2 separate regions of the Homo sapiens genome follow, and region 1 is linked to region 2. Evidence: read pairs that join two places in POLR2A ChIA-PET (ENCODE). Cell type or tissue: A673. All regions are shown on one strand. Links, peaks and the distances in the headings refer to the core of each region. The heading gives the core; the rest is flanking DNA.

Region 1 (8,334 bases), core at 149-8,148, 100 kb after region 2:
AGAGTTAGTCTCAAGCCTCACTTGTTTTTCCACTTCTTTGTTTTATCTTTGACCTGTGCAAATTTTACATTCTATTCCTGAGTGAATGTTTGGTATGACATGAAAGAGATATTTCAAATTACCTAACATTTTATAAATGCAATGCTATTCATACATACTGCTTTGAACCCTGGGGCTATGGCTGTAGGCGGTAAAGAGCCTGTGAAGTATTTTCAGCAAGGAAAGTCATGTCATTATATTGCCGTACTACAGACGGGTGGAGTGAAGGGGAAAAACTGGAAGGAGGGAACAGCTTTTGCCAGGAGCTCAATACAACTTACCTCAGTGACCTGTGGATGGGTAGACAATGAGGAAATAGAAGCCCACAAGGACTGCACTGCTAGTACCTTATGAAGGCAGGAATTTACTCCTGGACTTTCTGACCTTAAGGCCTGTACTCTGTCCATATGCTTCCCTGCCTCCAGGAGGCAGAACCAGAAGGCTCTTGCCATAATCCAGGTAAGAAGTAAAGAGGACCCGACCAGGGCAGAGGTGAGAGGAGAGGCAAGGAGAGAACATTCTAGAGAGATGAAAGAGAATTGAGTGACTTCCCAGATATAGTAGGGAGAAGGAAAAACAAGGAAAATTCCAGGTCCGTGGCTTGGATGACTGGATGGATGATGTTCATCATTAACCGACTTAGGATACTTCAGAGGAAGAGCAGGTTTAAGGTGGAGATGGGAAAAGAATGGTGTAGATCCTCTGATTGCATAAGAAAACAAGACAGCAGAAGCAAAGGCATGGCTTGTAATGCCCAAGATAGACATTATGGGTGGGCCTCAGAGCCCCCGAAGACTGCATTGTAGCAGCCAAAACAGCAAAGAGCTCATCAGGGCTTGGGGACTGTCTTTTAGGTTTGTTTGAAGAGACTGTACCAGAGGGCCAGGGAGGAGGAGAAAGGAATTGAGCTGGCCTATCTAGAGCAGCTGCATGGCCAACACGAAGCCTGGCTTATTCACAAGACAACGAAGTAAGTGGGGAGAAAAGAATGTATCAGAGACAGAGACCTGGCTCCCAACAGCCAGTTGTTAAAAACAAGTTCAGCATGCAGCCCCCTGTAGGAAGGTTCAGAATATACTGGAAATGGTTGGAAATGTCAAGCATTTTCCAACTCAGAAGTTTAATATTGCTGGACACCGTGGCTCACGCCTGTAATCCCAGCACTTTGGGAGGCTGAGGCAGTCACCTGAGGTCAGGATTCAAGACCAGCCTGGCCAACATGGTGAAACCCTGTCTCTACTAAAAATAGAAAAATTAGCCAGGTGTGGTGTCAGGCGCCTGTAATACCAGCTACTCGGGAGGCTGAGGCAGGAGAATCGCTTGAACCTGGGAGGCAAAGATTGCGGTGAGCCGAGATCGCACCACTGTACTCCAGCCTGGGCGACAGAGTGAGATGCCCAGAAGAAGTTTAATATTGAATATAATCTTTACATTCCAAGGGCCTTTTTATTAGATTGTATTTCTCCAGCTTTTTCTTTGTTTCTTAACATTTCCCTAGACTGAACATTGTGATTGATGGTGATAGTTGGCTCAGCATGAAGGGCTGAAAATGTTAGAGAAATTGTCAGTATTACTAAGTTGGCATTCCTGGTTTCTGCCTGTCCTCCCTTTAGGCTTGGTTTGTTGTCCACTTAAAATGTTTGGTGCTCTGACTGTTTGTTAGTATCACTCTCAAGAATGAAGAGAAACCTCAACCTTTCTGTTTCCGGCCAACTTTATTGAATTTGTTTTTTTAAATGCAGTTTACATGCAGTTTCTTTGAAAAGTCATGTTGAATTTAGATCTGTTCTCTGAGTAAGACTTGGCGAGTATGTGAAACTTGACTCAAGTTACATTTCTTTTTTTCTGTCCCCCAAACGTTCACGCTTCTTATAGGCTCCACTTTGAGGCTCTGATGAACATTCCAGTGCTGGTGTTGGATGTCAATGATGATTTTTCTGAGGAAGTAACCAAACAAGAAGACCTCATGAGAGAGGTGGGAAGGACTTTAACTCCTGTTTTCTGGTGGTTTCCTTTGTTGTACTTTTATCTTTCTGGCCTTTGCTTCAAAGTTCAATATCATGGGTCTTGTGCTTTGCATCTCACATTGCATTTCACACTCCAAGGCCTATGGAATCTTGTGCAGATTACAAATATCCCTATTCTCTAAAGTATGCTGGACTAATAATTGTTAAATAATTGACTTGTAACATGTGCTTGCCAGCTGACTTTCTTCTCTAAGGCATCCTAAAACTAGGGAAATGAGACTACTGGATTCTATTCCCAGCTCTGCCACTTGATGCTATATGACCCTGGGCTGCCCACATTTCTTCTCCATGCCTATTATTTTCCTTTCCTCACAAAAACCTCATGGGCTTGGCTGCATATGCATTGGGGGTGGACCATTGAAAATTCTGTTAAAAATGTGAAATTAAACTTCTGATTTTCTCCTTCCCACAGGTAAACACCTTTGTAAAGAATCTGTAACCAATACCATGAAGTTCAGGCTGTGATCTGGGCTCCCTGACTTTCTGAAGCTAGAAAAATGTTGTGTCTCCCAACCACCTTTCCATCCCCAGCCCCTCTCATCCCTGGAGCACTCTGCCGCTCAAGAGCTGGTTTGTTAATTATTGTTAGACTTTGCCATTGTTTTCTTTTGTACCTGAAGCATTTTGAAAATAAAGTTTACTTAAGTTATGCTTGTTTTTCTAATTCAGTTGCTCATTTATTTCAGCATGTATCTCTTGGTGCTTGCTCTAAATTCACCTCTAGACTAGTGTATTAGTCCGTTTTCACACTGCTATAAAGATACTACCTGAGGCTGGGTAATTTCTAAAGGAAAGAGGTTTAATCGATTCACAGTTTCGCATGGTGGGGGAGGCCTCAGGAAACTTACAATCATGGCAGAGGGGAAACAGGCACATCTCACATGGTGGCAGGTGAATGAGCGAGTGCAAGAAAGAGCAGGGAAACCTGCCTTATAAAACCATTAGATCTTTTGAGAGCTCACTGCCATGAGAACAGCATGGGGGACCTGTCCCGGTGATACAGTCGCCTCCCACCAAGTCTCTCCCTTGACACCTGGGGATTACAATTCAAGATGAGATTTGGCTGGGGACACAAAGCCTAACCATATCAACTAGCAATTTTCAAATTGCTCCCAGAACTCTAACCCAAGCCCTACCTGCCATGCATGAAGAAGGGAAATAAAGTGGCTCAAGAGTGGGTGGGATCTTAAATGTGAGCCCCCCAGAGCAGGAAATGGAGCATGAACTCCAGGAAGCTTCTTTATCTCTTCCCATCTGCCACTCTTGACATAGGGGACAGGTGTGGGGAACTTAAACCCTTGTCCTAGAGCTAAAGAACCTGGCCAAAAGAAAAAGGTAGAAAACAGCAAGAACCCAAAAGTTAAGCATCTGACATTTAAGATTGGCCCGCCCGGCACTCTATCTTTGTCTAAATACCTTACCCAATGACTTCCAGATAACGTTAATGGAGTGGATCTCTCTGTGCAGGAAAAAAAAAAAAAAAATTTTTTGTTGTGCTCTTTACCCTTCAAATAGAATTTATTGTTAAGGGAAGAAAAATACATGGCTCTATAGGATTGAAGTGCTCCATTGCCAGAAGCCTGCAGGTCCATGATTCACAGGAGCAGATCTGCACTGAACCCTTGACGGTTCTGCAGGTACACAGGAAGATGAATGATCTGGGGACGTAAGAGTGCCCCAGAAGACAGAAATCTGTGTTTCTGTCCTTTATGCTTTGGGGAAATGAATGTGAGATTGGTTTCTAACAAATACATAGGCCAGGCAAGGTGGCTTACACCTGTAATGCCAGCACTTTGGGAGACCAAGGCAGGTGGATCACCTGAGGTCAGCAGTTCAAGACCAGTCTGGGCAACATGGCAAAACCCCATCTCTACCAAAAATACAAAATTTATCCGGGCGTGGTGGTGTATGCCTGTAATCCCAGCTACTTGAGAGGCTGAGGCAGGAAAATCGCTTGAACCCAGGAGGCGGAGGTTGCAGTGAGCTGAGATCACACCACTGCACTCTAGCCTGGGCGACAAGAACGAAACTCTGTCTCAAAAAAAAAAAAAAAAAGTAATGTTTTAATATAAAAGTATGGCAATTTCCTTATCCTACTTATTTAAAACATTTTAATAGCTTTATTGATACATAATTCACATATTATACAATTCACTCATCTAAACTGTACGATTCAGGCCACACACAGTGGCTCACACCTGTAATCCCAGAGATTTGAGAGGCCAAAGTAAGAGAATTGCTTGAGGCCAGGAGTTTGAGACCAGCCTAGGTAACATAACGAGAGGCCAGCTCTCCAAAAAAGTAAAAATTAAAAAAATAAGCCAGGTGTGGTGGAGTGAGCCTGTAGTCCTAGCTACTTGGGAGGCTGAGGTGGGAGGATCGCTTGAACCCAGGAGGCTGCAGTGAGCTATGATCCTGCCACTGCACTTGTAGGTGACAGAGCGAGACTCTATCTCTTAAAAATAAAGTGTACAGGCCAGGCGTGGTGGCTCACGCCTGTAATCCCAGCATTTTGGGAGGCTGAGGCAGGTGGATCAACTGAGGTCAGGAGTTTGAGACCAGCCTGGCCAACATGGTGAAACCCCGTCTCCAATAAAAATACAAAAAATTAGCCGGGTGTGGTGGTGTGTGCCTGTAATCCTAGCTACTCAGGAGGCAGAGCAGGAGGATCGCTTGAACCCAGGAGGCAGAGGTTGCAGTGAGCCAAGATCGCACCACTGCACTCCAGCCTGGGCAACAAGAGCAAAACTCCATCTCAATAAATAAATAAATAAAAACAAAAAATAAAGTATACAATTCAATAGTTTGTAGTATAGTAGTCATGGGGCTGTATAACCAATACCACAATTCCAGAACATTTTCATCACCCCAAAAAGAAAGCCCATACCCCATCTCCCCCAAGTTTCCCTGCTGCCAACTCCCAGCCCTAGGCAACAACCAGTCTACTTTTGTCTCTGTAGATTTGCCTATTCCTGCAATTTCATATGAATAGAATCATACTATGTTGTCTCCTGTAACTTTTTTTTTTAACTGAGCATAATGTTTTCAAAGTTCATCCAAGTGGTAACATGTATCAGTACTTCGTTCCTTTCTTCCCCCACAACAGTCTCACTGTGTTGCCCAGGCTGGAGTGCAGTGGTGCAGTCACAGCTCACTGCGGCCTTGAACTCCTGGGCTCAAGCCATCCTCCTACTTCAGCCTCCTGAGTAGTTGAGACTATAGGTGCACACCACCGCGCCCACTAATTATTTTATTTTTAGTAGAGACTGTCTCACTATGTTGCCCAGGCTGGTCTCCAACTTCTGGTGTCAAGTGATTCTCCTGCCTCAGCCTTCCAAAGTGCTAGGATTACAGATGTAAGCCACTACACTCTTCACCTAGTTTTAAAGCCTGAAAGTCTACAAATTCAGCATCTCTATTGGTAAATATTGCCTTTTAGAAAGTAAACGTTGGCTGGGCACTGTGGCTCAAGCCTGTAATCCCAGCACCTAGGGAGGCCGAGGCGGGCGGATAACTTGAAGTCAGGAGTTCGAGACCAGCCTGGCCAACAAGGTGAAACCCCATCTCTACTAAAAATCAGAAATTAGCTGAGCATGGTAGTGCAGGCCTATAGTCCCAGCTACTCGGGAGGCTGAGGCAGAAGAATTGCTTGAACTGGGAGGCAGAGGCTGCAGTGAGCCGAGATTGCACCACTGCCCCCTAGCCTGGGTGACAGAGCGAGATTCTGTCTCAAAAAAAAAAAAAGTAAATATCCTCTAGGATAGTGCGGGCCATCAACAGTGTAACCTAGGTGATATTTGTCATTTTCCAAATTTGTAGCCGAGATCATCTGTAGAGAGTAAACATATTAATGAGCAGCAGTAATTTTGAATCTTAAATTGTGGGGGAGGGACAAGTAGGTCTGGGTGGAGCCTGTAAGTGTGCAGATTAGGACCACAGGAAGGCAGGCTGAAACCTTGGGCACCGTGGGTTTTTAAAGTGGACGCTAGAGAGTGGAGGTCACACTAAAACGGTCCCTACTCTACACTCAGGCCAGTCTGGATGGCTGTTATTCTTGGTTTAGGCCAACTCCCAGCGTCAAAAAATTTGGATTAACACATAAGAAATAGCTGCATTTCTTTCTGGCTTACGATGTGGTAAAACCTGCTGTTCTGGAACCTGAATATTACCTTGATGGGTTTATAACAAGGATCAAGGTTGTGAAAGTTCTCAAACTCTCAGAAGGTGATAATTTCAAGTAAAAGAGATTGTTTGTTATATGCAAATACCAGAATCACAGAGGAAGTGATGCAACGAAATAACATGCACTTTAAAATTTTAATACTATTTAACCTTCTTCAGCCCTCACTTAAATAGCAGTTTACATTTTCTGAACCACTTTCTCCTTCATGGGTCTCTCCTGGCTCCCCTACATTTGATGCCTCCCCTTCTGCTTCCTGGGCTGCCATCTTTTTCTCTTTTCCTCGAAAGTGTTGGTGTCCCCAAGGTACCCTTGGCTCATTTCTGTCTTCGTCCACTCCCTCTGCGTGATCTTGGATTTGTTTTCTATCACTGCCATTATCAAATTACCACAAATGTAACAGCTTAAAGCAGCATACATTTATTATCTTACAGCTCTGGAGGTCAGAACTCTGACATGGGTCTCACTGGGACAAAATCAAGTTATCAACAGGGCTGCTTTTCTTTCTGGAGTTTCTAGAGGAGACTCCGTTTCTTTACCTTTTCTGTCTTCTAGAAGCTGCCCACATTCCTTGGCTTGTGGCCCCTTCATCTTCAAAGCCAGTAGTGTTGCATCTCTAACCACAGCCAGGAATCCTTCTCTGCTTTCAAGGACCCACGTGATTACACTGGCCCCCTCTGGGAAATCTAAGCTGCGGGGTGGGAGGGAGGCTGCTATTCTGCTTTCCGCAGATCTCAAACACTATCATGGCTCCTACTATTCTCATGGGGTGAAGACTTCTTATGAACTTGGAAATTTTATGGAAAATGTGAATCATATGCAAGAGGGAATGGTATCAAGCACCCCTGTACCCCCATACCCACATTCTAGCCCAATCAGCCTAAGATCACCAGAAACGAACCTTGAGTTTGAGAAGGTCAGATTGCAATGAGGAAGACCACATACCAGAGGAACTGTGGGGCATCTCACCAAACAGGAAAATATACCGTTACAGGATTTTAAGGAAAACTAGAGTTTTGGTAAAATTGAATGAAGCATTGTTTGGATAGGTGCAAAGCAAAGCAGGACTGTGTATAAAGGAGTCTGTTCTGAACTGTTCGGTGAACTCAGGTTTGTTTCCCTAGAAAGTACAAAGTTAAGACAAACATGGAATTTGTGTTCAGAAGCTCCTTACGTGAAACTCTGAACCTGGCTTGGAAACCAAGACAACTTCTCTGTGTCAAAGTGACTTAGAATCTTCTGGCCAAAAAAAAAAAAAAAAGGAATTTTTACTGATAACATTTAACATTTCACACAGCAAAGTTTTTACTGATAACATTTAACATTTCACACAGCAAAGTTTCTGATAGTTCATGATTTTAAAGAACAAGGTTTCTCTATGAGTCAGAAAGCAGTAGTCACACAAGGAAAGGGGTCATTATGACACTTTACGGCTACAACGTGCTCGTGGGAGAAATACTGTTTCATGGTAACTTTTGTGACTGGCTTTAGCTGTGTAATGTCCTCCCAGCCTGTTGAGTCGCAGGGCAGCTTTTTACCTTCTTAGCATGAGCCAACTTCGACTTTCTCGCCAACTTCGACTTTCTCGCCAACTTCGACTTTCTCACCCACTTCGGTTATCTACTCAGAACCAATCTGGTTTCACCTACAGCCTACCCCCACTCTCATTATTCTGAAGCAAATCCCAAACAGGAGGATGTCTTTTAAAGCTAGAGCTATATCAAACTATGGATTTCACAACCCGGATCCCTTATGCTCAATGGGTACAAAACAGTTCTCCCCACCCGCATACCCACCACCAACCCTACCCCAACCCAGCCAGCAAAGCCATTTCCCCTGCTTCTCCATTCACCCCGTTGGCCACATTAAAAACCTTGGTGTTATCTTTGACCCCCCACTTACACTCATTCTCAACAAATTCTGCCTATTCATCTCTGAAATCTTTCAAATCTTCTCTGCACCTGTTTCTGTCTCTCTAGTTGAAGGTGTAGTGGAAATTGTGGTTGACTCCCCAGCATTCATCCCACCTCTCCTCCTCTTCCATAGCAGTCATATGGTCCCCATTGTAGCAGTGGCCATGCCTAGGAA
Region 2 (8,298 bases), core at 1-8,000:
TCTTTCTAGGAGTGGGGTGCAGGAGTCTGGGCTTTTGTCAAGCTCCTCAGGAGATTTGTTTTTTTGGACAGCAGGTTTGAAAACGCTAGTCAATTGCATGTCTTTATTGTCTGTGCTTTTCTGTCAGTGAAGGTTGGTTGTCTTTTTGAATCATGCTAGATCTTTTTCCATTTTTGTTACCTAAGATCACACCTCCTCTAAGATGAACATAAGTCATTATATAGTTGTCTGTTTTGTATATAAAATATGTGCTTAATAAAACAAACAATGGAAACAAATAATCGGGATGCACATTTAGGTGATATTTTAACTGATTAACCTCAAATTTTAGCATCGTGTTCTCCTTCCAAACAGAATGGTCTCCTTTGTATGGTTTAACTATCAACTGAAATTCAAGTATTCCCCTACCTCCCATATCTTCCTTGGATGATGCTTTAGCTACAGGACAGCCTTTGCCTATAGAACCTGATTCATGTTTGACCTTTTAACACCTCTGTGGGAGAGAAGAATCATTCATCTAATTGTGGTTTACTAAGTCCTTGACTTCCACCATGTTGAAATATTGGGTATGTACCATCTGTTCCAGAATGGGTGACTCAGTGGTATGAAGAGACCTTGTAAGGAACCAAATAAGTCTTGATGGTCAGTTAGAAATTATGAGTCTCTTGAAAAACCAAAGCCTGAATCATCCAGAGAGAAACACTTCTTAGAGGAGATAGAAGAAATTCCCTAGCAAAAGTTCCAAGGGCCACTGAGTGCCATTCACAATTGTTGAGGACACCCACCTACCTTGTCCATGGATGCCCATCATGACAACCCCATTAACACCTTTGATTCCATGGATCCCTGGGTGAATCCAACATCATAGTCCTTGAGTTCTTCCAATTTGGTTCAAGAACAGGAGAGCTAGAGCAGGAAATATCAACAAACAACCCCCTCTTCTGTCTCCAACCCTGAGATGCAAATGTCTTTTCCTGTCTCCACTCCTACTGTCTGGTGATCTTTGTGCAGCAGGTATGTGCCTGAAGGAGGTCTCCAAGCCAGTTTCTGTGTGCTGTCATCTGAGATGGGGTTCCCCTTGCCAGTTCTCACACCCCACAAGACCCACCATACTGATCTCCTGGCTAGCACACACCAACCCCAGGGAAGCCTTTTCTTCACACTTGGAACCTAGATCTTGATTTCCTTTTGTGAGGTCAGAATTTGTTTAACTGGAATGTGGCACAGCATTGAATTCTTCTGCCTTGTCTATTCCAGCCTCAGAATTCTGTTTTTCTCCCACTTTGCAGTGGTCTTTGAGTTTTAACACTGTGGAACAGTATCTTTCCCCGATGATGCCCCAGATGGAAGGTTTGAGTTCTGTCCCTGGGTCCTCTCCATACCCTACCTGTTTAATGGCCCGATGTCTTGATGCCTTCTCGCATCAAGGCTCTGCGCCTACAGTCCTTCATCCAACCAGGAATTCCAGAACCCATCAGGTACCCTAGATCTTCTGAACCAGTGGGATCAGAGTCCCCGTTTTGAGTAGTACAGAGAAGAAAGTTCCCCCTTTGTGTTTACCTCCCTTTTTGTCTGCCTACTCCAGTTCCCCCTTCCCCCTGAGTGCTCAAGCTGCCTAACATCTTCCACTGCCTTCAAACAAGGGAAGCCAGAAAGTTCCAAGCCTCTTCGTCCACAGTTTACTTTTGTCCAGTACAGCCTTGGTGACCTCTGGGAGCTCTCTCCCTGAGAAGGTTGTCTGAGTGAATTAGATGAAATGTGGTGGGTGGGTTATTTGGTATGTCATCTATAACCATGAGCTAGGACGGCATGCGCTTGCCTGGGCTTAATGCTGTTACTTTCCATTAGAAAAAGATCACCTTATCATTCATCAGACACTCTACAGAATCTCAGAATTATGGTTCTGCACAATGTAAGTGAGGGCATACATCCACCTACCCAGGAACTGAAGTGGAATCTCCCCCACCCCACTTGTGGCATCTCCCCACGATTGCTCTTCAGACAAATCCTCATCTGTTTAGTTGTCATTCTGCTGGGGACAATGCAATCTAAGTTATTTCATTTAGTTATTTTCATCCCCTTCCCCTCTCTCATTGTATCCTTCACCACAGACAGCTCTTCCAGTTTCCAATAATTGTTTATACTCCTTATTTCTTTTTCTTTTTTTTTGAGATGGAGTCTCGCTCTGTCACCCAGGCTGGAGTGCAGTGGCGCGATCTCGGCTCACTGCAAGCTCCACCTCCCGGGTTCATGCTCTTCTCCTGCCTCAACCTCCTAAGTAGCTGGGACTACAGGCGCGTGCCACCACGCCTGGCTAATTGTTTTGTATTTTTTTTTTTTTTTTTTTTTTTTTTAGTAGAGACAGGGTTTCACCATGTTAGCCAGGATGGTCTTGATCTCCTGACCTCATGATCTGCCTGCCTCAGCCTCCCGAATAGCTGAGATTACAGGTGCCCGCCACCACGCCCAGCCAACTTTTGTATTTTTAAGAGAGATGTGGTTTCACCATGTTGGCCAGGCTGGTCTCAAACTCCTGACCTCAAATGATCTGCCCTCCTCAGCCTCCCAAAGTGCTGGGGGTTACGGACATAAGCCTCCATGCCCAGCCTGTTTTTGTTTTTTCTTTTTTTAATTGACAAATAACAATAGTCTATATGTTTTGAAATATGTATGCATATATTGTGGAATGGGAAAATCAAGCTAATTAGCATATGCATTATGTCACATACTTTTTTGTGGTGAGAACACTTGAAATCTACTCTCTTAAGCAGTTTTCAAGTGTATAATACATTGTGATGAACAGTAGTCACCATGTTGTATAGTAAGTCTCTTGAACTTAAAAAAGGAAAGAAATTATGAGTCTCTTCACATACTGGTATTAAGCAATATTTGTTTACAGTGCTGGAAAGGAGCTTCCTTACTTATTAGGAACCTCAGGTGGACCTCTCATGGTTGCAGATGGCTTCTCACTTACAAAGGAGATTGTGACCAGCTGTTGAGAACTGTTTGGCTTTACTTCCTTCAGAGACCAGACTTGGTTGTATGTCAGAGTAGTCCCCCCCTTATCCTCAGGGGATATGAGCCCAGACCCCCCAATGGATGCCTGAAATCACAGATAGTACCAAACCCTATATATGCTATGTTTTTTTCCTATACATGCATACTTGCGATAAAGTTTAATTTATAAATTAGGCACAGGAAGAGATTAACAACAACTATAATAAAACAGAACAGTTATAAAAATACAGTGTAATAAAAGTTATGTGAAGATGATCTCTCTTTCTCAAAGTATGTTATCGTATGTAATATTTTCAGATTGCAGTTGATATGGATAGCTTTAAACCTCAGAAAGGGAATCGCAAATAAGGAGGGATTACCATATATCCTCGCTAAGAGTCCTCTGACTCTTTTTCTCTCCTCAGACTCACCCCACACAGACCGCGTTTCTCTCCAGTGTCGACCTACACACTCACTGCTCTTACCAGATGATGTTGCCAGAGTCAGTAGCCATTGTTTGCTCCCCCAAGTTCCAGGAGTGAGTATAGAGGGCATGGTTCTGGGTGTTTCAAGGGGGTAGTAGGGAAGAAAGCCTCAGGGGAAAAGGTCTCTATTCTTGTGGACTTGTCCTTTGTAAAATACATAGATTATAATGTAAGTTGGTTATTCTAAAGGGCTTCCTTTTAAGCCCCATATCATGATTTATCTATCATGCTTGTTCAAAAAGATATCCAAGTAACAACTTAGTTGCTTTTCTAAGAAAAGTCTACAAGAAATTTGAAGTGTTTGACTTGAAGCGATAGGAATGTCAAGAGTTTTATGTTGGATTAGAAAGTTTCAAAATCATAAAATATAAAAAAATAAAAAATAAAAAATAAAAAAATATAATAAAAAAATAAAAATAAAAAATAAGAAAGTTTCAAAATCAAACACATTATCTCAGAATGCACTTCTTTTTCATACCAAATCCTGTCTCTACTCCCACTTTGATTATTTACTATGAATTCTCCAGCAAAACTAGTGTGATGGCAGTAATGAGTCATTCTCTAACTGTGATTCATTCACCAGAGAAGAGACCTGTGAGGCAGCATCCTACAGAAGCTGTCTCACAATGACCTCTGCCCTGCTGTGTGAGTGTGCATGCTGGTGTGTGTGTGCGTGCATATGTTTGGGATGGAGGGACACCTTTGCTTGACTCTTAGCCTGCCTTTTTTAAATTTCAGAACTGGATTCTTTAAACTAACTGACCATGGACTAGAGGAGATTTCTTCCTGTCGCCAGAAAGGATTTCATCCACACAGCAAGGATCCACCTCTGTTCTGTGTACGTATCTATGTAAAAGAAAATGGGGCTATGCTTCAAGCAGGGAGGACAGTCAGAGCTGATGAAATGCATCATCCTTTCTGATCCACACAGAAGACCAGCTTTGTCACTTACCTTGCCAGATCTCCATAATAAGGACGTACATGAGAAGCAGTGTGGGACAGGAATAGATTTGAATCTTAGCTTTGCCACTGTGTGCCTTTGATTGGGCTACTTACCGTTCCTGGGCCTCAGTTTTCCCATCTATAAAATAGGCATAATAATAACACCTACTTTATAGGGTTCTTGAGATGATTAAATGAAGTAATGTGCAGGAAGTACGTAATGCAGTTGCTGGCTTATTAAATGTTACTTTTTCCTTTCATCAATGTCTCTTTCTAAGCCTGTACTTCAATAAGAGATTTGAAGGCAAAGGAAAAGAGAAGCCACTTCAGATAGGTAAATTAAGTATATTTGTAGAATTTTGCTTAAATCATAGGGGCTTTACGACCTTCCTACAAAGTTCTTTTTTCCCTATGTTGTGGTCTGTGAATAAAAAGTTTAGTTGATGATAAGATCAGTATGTTTCCATTTGCCCCTGCAAGCTGATTTGATGGTGTTGCATTACTCCATGCTGGCCATGGAGTATTATTTCTTTTGGGTTCAGAGAAAAGTGAGCAATATGGAAAAGGGACTAAGAACCTTGACACTTAAAAGGACCTGGAGATGCTTAGAAGAGAAACCCCAGGAAGGATCTGAGAGCTGATTTCAAGTGTTAGAAGAGTTGAAGTATAAAAAAAGGGATTGGGTATATTTCACGTCACTCCTAGCACTAAAACAAAGACTTCATGGAATGATGGTTTTCTGCTGAGCGTGAGGAAGAACTTTCTGACAAATCTGTTCAAAAATAGATCAGTCTGCCTTGGAATGTCTAAGTACTAGGATGTTGAAACAAAGACTACACAATCAGAAAAAAAGGTCTGGGGCACCAGTGCCCATGTTTTCAGTTATAAAGGCCCCTGTTGCATGCCAAAAGGGAGCATTCTTCTCTCACCATGTGACAGTAGGTATACTTTATTATTTGGGTGACATCATAGCTAAAAAAACTGTGATGAATTCAGTAATTCTTTTAAATTAATATATATTTTAGGGATGACACTATTTGTTCCCAAGTTTAGGAATCAAAGAATGAGTCTAGAATGTATATACATTTTAAAAATAAACAAAGGTAAATGGGCAAACACTGATTCCATCTACAGGTGGGACTGGTGGTAGTAATGAGTCCCAGACTCTTACCACAACTACCACTTAAATAGCAGTCTGGCTTCCAGACTGAGAACCACTAGCCTAGAATGAACATTTTAAATAAGGGTTTTTTTGTTTTTGTTTTTGTTTTTGTTTTTGTTTGAAACAGAGTCTCGCTCTGTTGCCGGGCTGGAGTGCAGTGGTATGATCTCAGCTCACTGCAGCCTCTGCCCCCCAGGTTCAAACAATTCTGCTGCCTCAGCCTCTCGAGTAGCTGGGACTACAGGTGCGCGCCGCCACACCGGGTTAAATTTTTTTTTTTTTTTTTTTTTTAGTAGGGTCAGGGTTTCACCATGTTGGCCAGGATGGTCTTGATCTCCTAACCTCATGATCTGCCCACCTTGGCCTCCCAAAGTGCTGGGATTACAAGCGTGAGCCACCGCACCCAGCCAAAAAGTGGTTTTTTAAAATGACTTTTCAGGCCGGGCACGGTGGCTCACGCCTATAATCCCAATACTTTGGGAGACTGAGGCAGGCAGATTACTTGAGGTCAGGAGTTCAAGTCCAGGCTGACCAACATGGCGAAACCCCACCTCTACTAAAAACACAAAATTAGCCAGGCATGGTGGCTCGTGCCTGTAATCCCAGCTACTGGGAAAGCTAAGGCAGAAGAATCGCTTGAACCCAGGAGGCGGGGGTTGCAGTGAGCCGAGATCGTGCCACTGCACTCCAGCCTGGGCAACAGAGCAAGACCCTATATGAAGAAAAAAAAAAAAAAGACTTTTCAGAATTTTCTAGGACTCCACCTTTCTTTTTTCCTATTGCAGAGCTGCAGCCACGTGACTGTTGTGGACAGAGCAGTGACCATCACAGACCTTCGATGAGCGTTTGAGTCCAACACCTTCCAAGAACAACAAAACCATATCAGTGTACTGTAGCCCCTTAATTTAAGCTTTCTAGAAAGCTTTGGAAGTTTTTGTAGATAGTAGAAAGGGGGGCATCACCTGAGAAAGAGCTGATTTTGTATTTCAGGTTTGAAAAGAAATAACTGAACATATTTTTTAGGCAAGTCAGAAAGAGAACATGGTCACCCAAAAGCAACTGTAACTCAGAAATTAAGTTACTCAGAAATTAAGTAGCTCAGAAATTAAGAAAGAATGGTATAATGAACCCCCATATACCCTTCCTTCTGGATTCACCAATTGTTAACATTTTTTTCCTCTCAGCTATCCTTCTAATTTCTCTCTAATTTCAATTTGTTTATATTTACCTCTGGGCTCAATAAGGGCATCTGTGCAGAAATTTGGAAGCCATTTAGAAAATCTTTTGGATTTTCCTGTGGTTTATGGCAATATGAATGGAGCTTATTACTGGGGTGAGGGACAGCTTACTCCATTTGACCAGATTGTTTGGCTAACACATCCCGAAGAATGATTTTGTCAGGAATTATTGTTATTTAATAAATATTTCAGGATATTTTTCCTCTACAATAAAGTAACAATTAACTTATGTTTTTGTGCTTCAGAGTGATCCATTTGATCAAGCATTGTATAAACAGGTTAAAAAAAAGGTATGGTTGTTTTGGAAAGGTGAAGGAAAAATGGAATTTGAGATATACTGACACTGATGGTGTGTCCCAGTTCACTTTTAATTACTCCTTGTTTTTTATCTGCCTGTTGCCATCTTCCAGAGGTGTTGTGAAGTCATCTCTGTTCTTTTGGTGCTGTCTCAAATGGGTCAACCATTCACTTCCTCCTTATGCCCTCCATGCTTTTGGCTGAGGATAATGAAGCCTTTGTTTGGAGTACCAGGTTACACTCCAATAAATGATTACATTTCCCAGCCACCCCACCCTACCAATTTCATTGTGTTGGCTGTTCTTTTCTGACTAAGGCAATACCTAGGAAAACGCTTGAAGCAGCAATTGTTACTGCAATTTTCTGTGAGCTGAGCCTGGTGTTCTAGGTGGCCTAGAAATAATGGTGTCATTTGTGACACCTCGAGTGAGGGCAGGAGAGTAAATACTTTGGCTAGGAGAAGAGTGATTTATTCTTTATCAGAATTCTAGGTGGGGGAGGGAGAATCTGTGAATGCATAAAGTTTTCTTCATTTTTAAATTTTGTCTCAGTCTTTATTGCTTAGGTTAGTGGTCCTTGAACTTGTCCCCTGAAAGAGCCCAGTTCTCTATATTCTTTTTCTTCTCTTGGGTTCTTAATTCCCCATATAGTGGAAATTCCTTCTTTGCTGTTTTGGTATGGGTGGGTCTGGGGGCCAGCTGGGCTTGGACAAGCCATTTCCTGCTGCAGCCCAGAGCAGCCTGGCTGTTCCACCTTGCTCTAAACAGTCCTGAAATTGCCCAGTCCTCTGCTTTTGGGAAATCCATCCCCTTCTTCCCATTCTTTGTCTACCACTTAGCTTAGGGCTTTCTTACCTTTTATTTCGACTGTAGCCGTTGGCTTTTACCAAGTCTCTTTGTTTTTAGCATTTCTTCATTCCAGTCTGTTCTGCACACTTTGATCAGGAGAAGCTTCTCACATTCCAGCCATGTTCATGTTTTCTCTCTTGCTCAAAAACCTGCAATAGCTTCCCATTGCTGAAAATCTAAATTTAGCTTTTAGTCAGAACTTTCCACTTAAAGTTCTTACCCCTGGCTATATATTCAAATATCTAGGGAGCAATTTAAAAAATACTGATGCCTGTGTTCTACCCCCCACCAATTAAAGCTGAATCTCTAGGGTGGAGCCTCAGATGTTG

The links. ChIA-PET counts read pairs that join two places held together with the same protein. Peaks named below come from ENCODE experiments on the same cell type or tissue, not always from the same donor. Only the 100,000 strongest peaks of a DNase experiment are listed, where the experiment ranks them.
Region 1: POLR2A ChIA-PET joins it to region 2 with 10 read pairs; 5 of 35 experiments call an interaction of 5 or more read pairs at or near these places.

The regions. Positions count from the first base shown.
Region 1 is chr2:73,956,232-73,964,565 of GRCh38, forward strand. DGUOK (deoxyguanosine kinase) reads left to right here. Exons shown (of 7, transcript NM_080916.3): 5 at 894-1,009; 6 at 1,915-2,014; 7 at 2,479-2,715. The coding sequence ends at 2,505. It overlaps DGUOK-AS1 (DGUOK antisense RNA 1), which reads right to left. Exons shown (of 2, transcript NR_104030.1): 2 at 1,736-1,976. Among named protein-coding and RNA genes, the nearest start is that of DGUOK-AS1, 21 kb to the right of the region's middle. In A673, for the core only: no CTCF peak of the experiment used is centred there; no DNase peak of the experiment used is centred there.
Region 2 is chr2:73,855,832-73,864,129 of GRCh38, forward strand. STAMBP (STAM binding protein) reads left to right here. Exons shown (of 10, transcript NM_213622.4): 8 at 3,423-3,535; 9 at 4,221-4,320; 10 at 6,372-8,298. The coding sequence ends at 6,428. It overlaps LOC112268419 (a long non-coding RNA gene), which reads right to left and starts at 1,146. Exons shown (of 3, transcript XR_007087106.1): 1 at 790-1,146. In A673, for the core only: no CTCF peak of the experiment used is centred there; no DNase peak of the experiment used is centred there.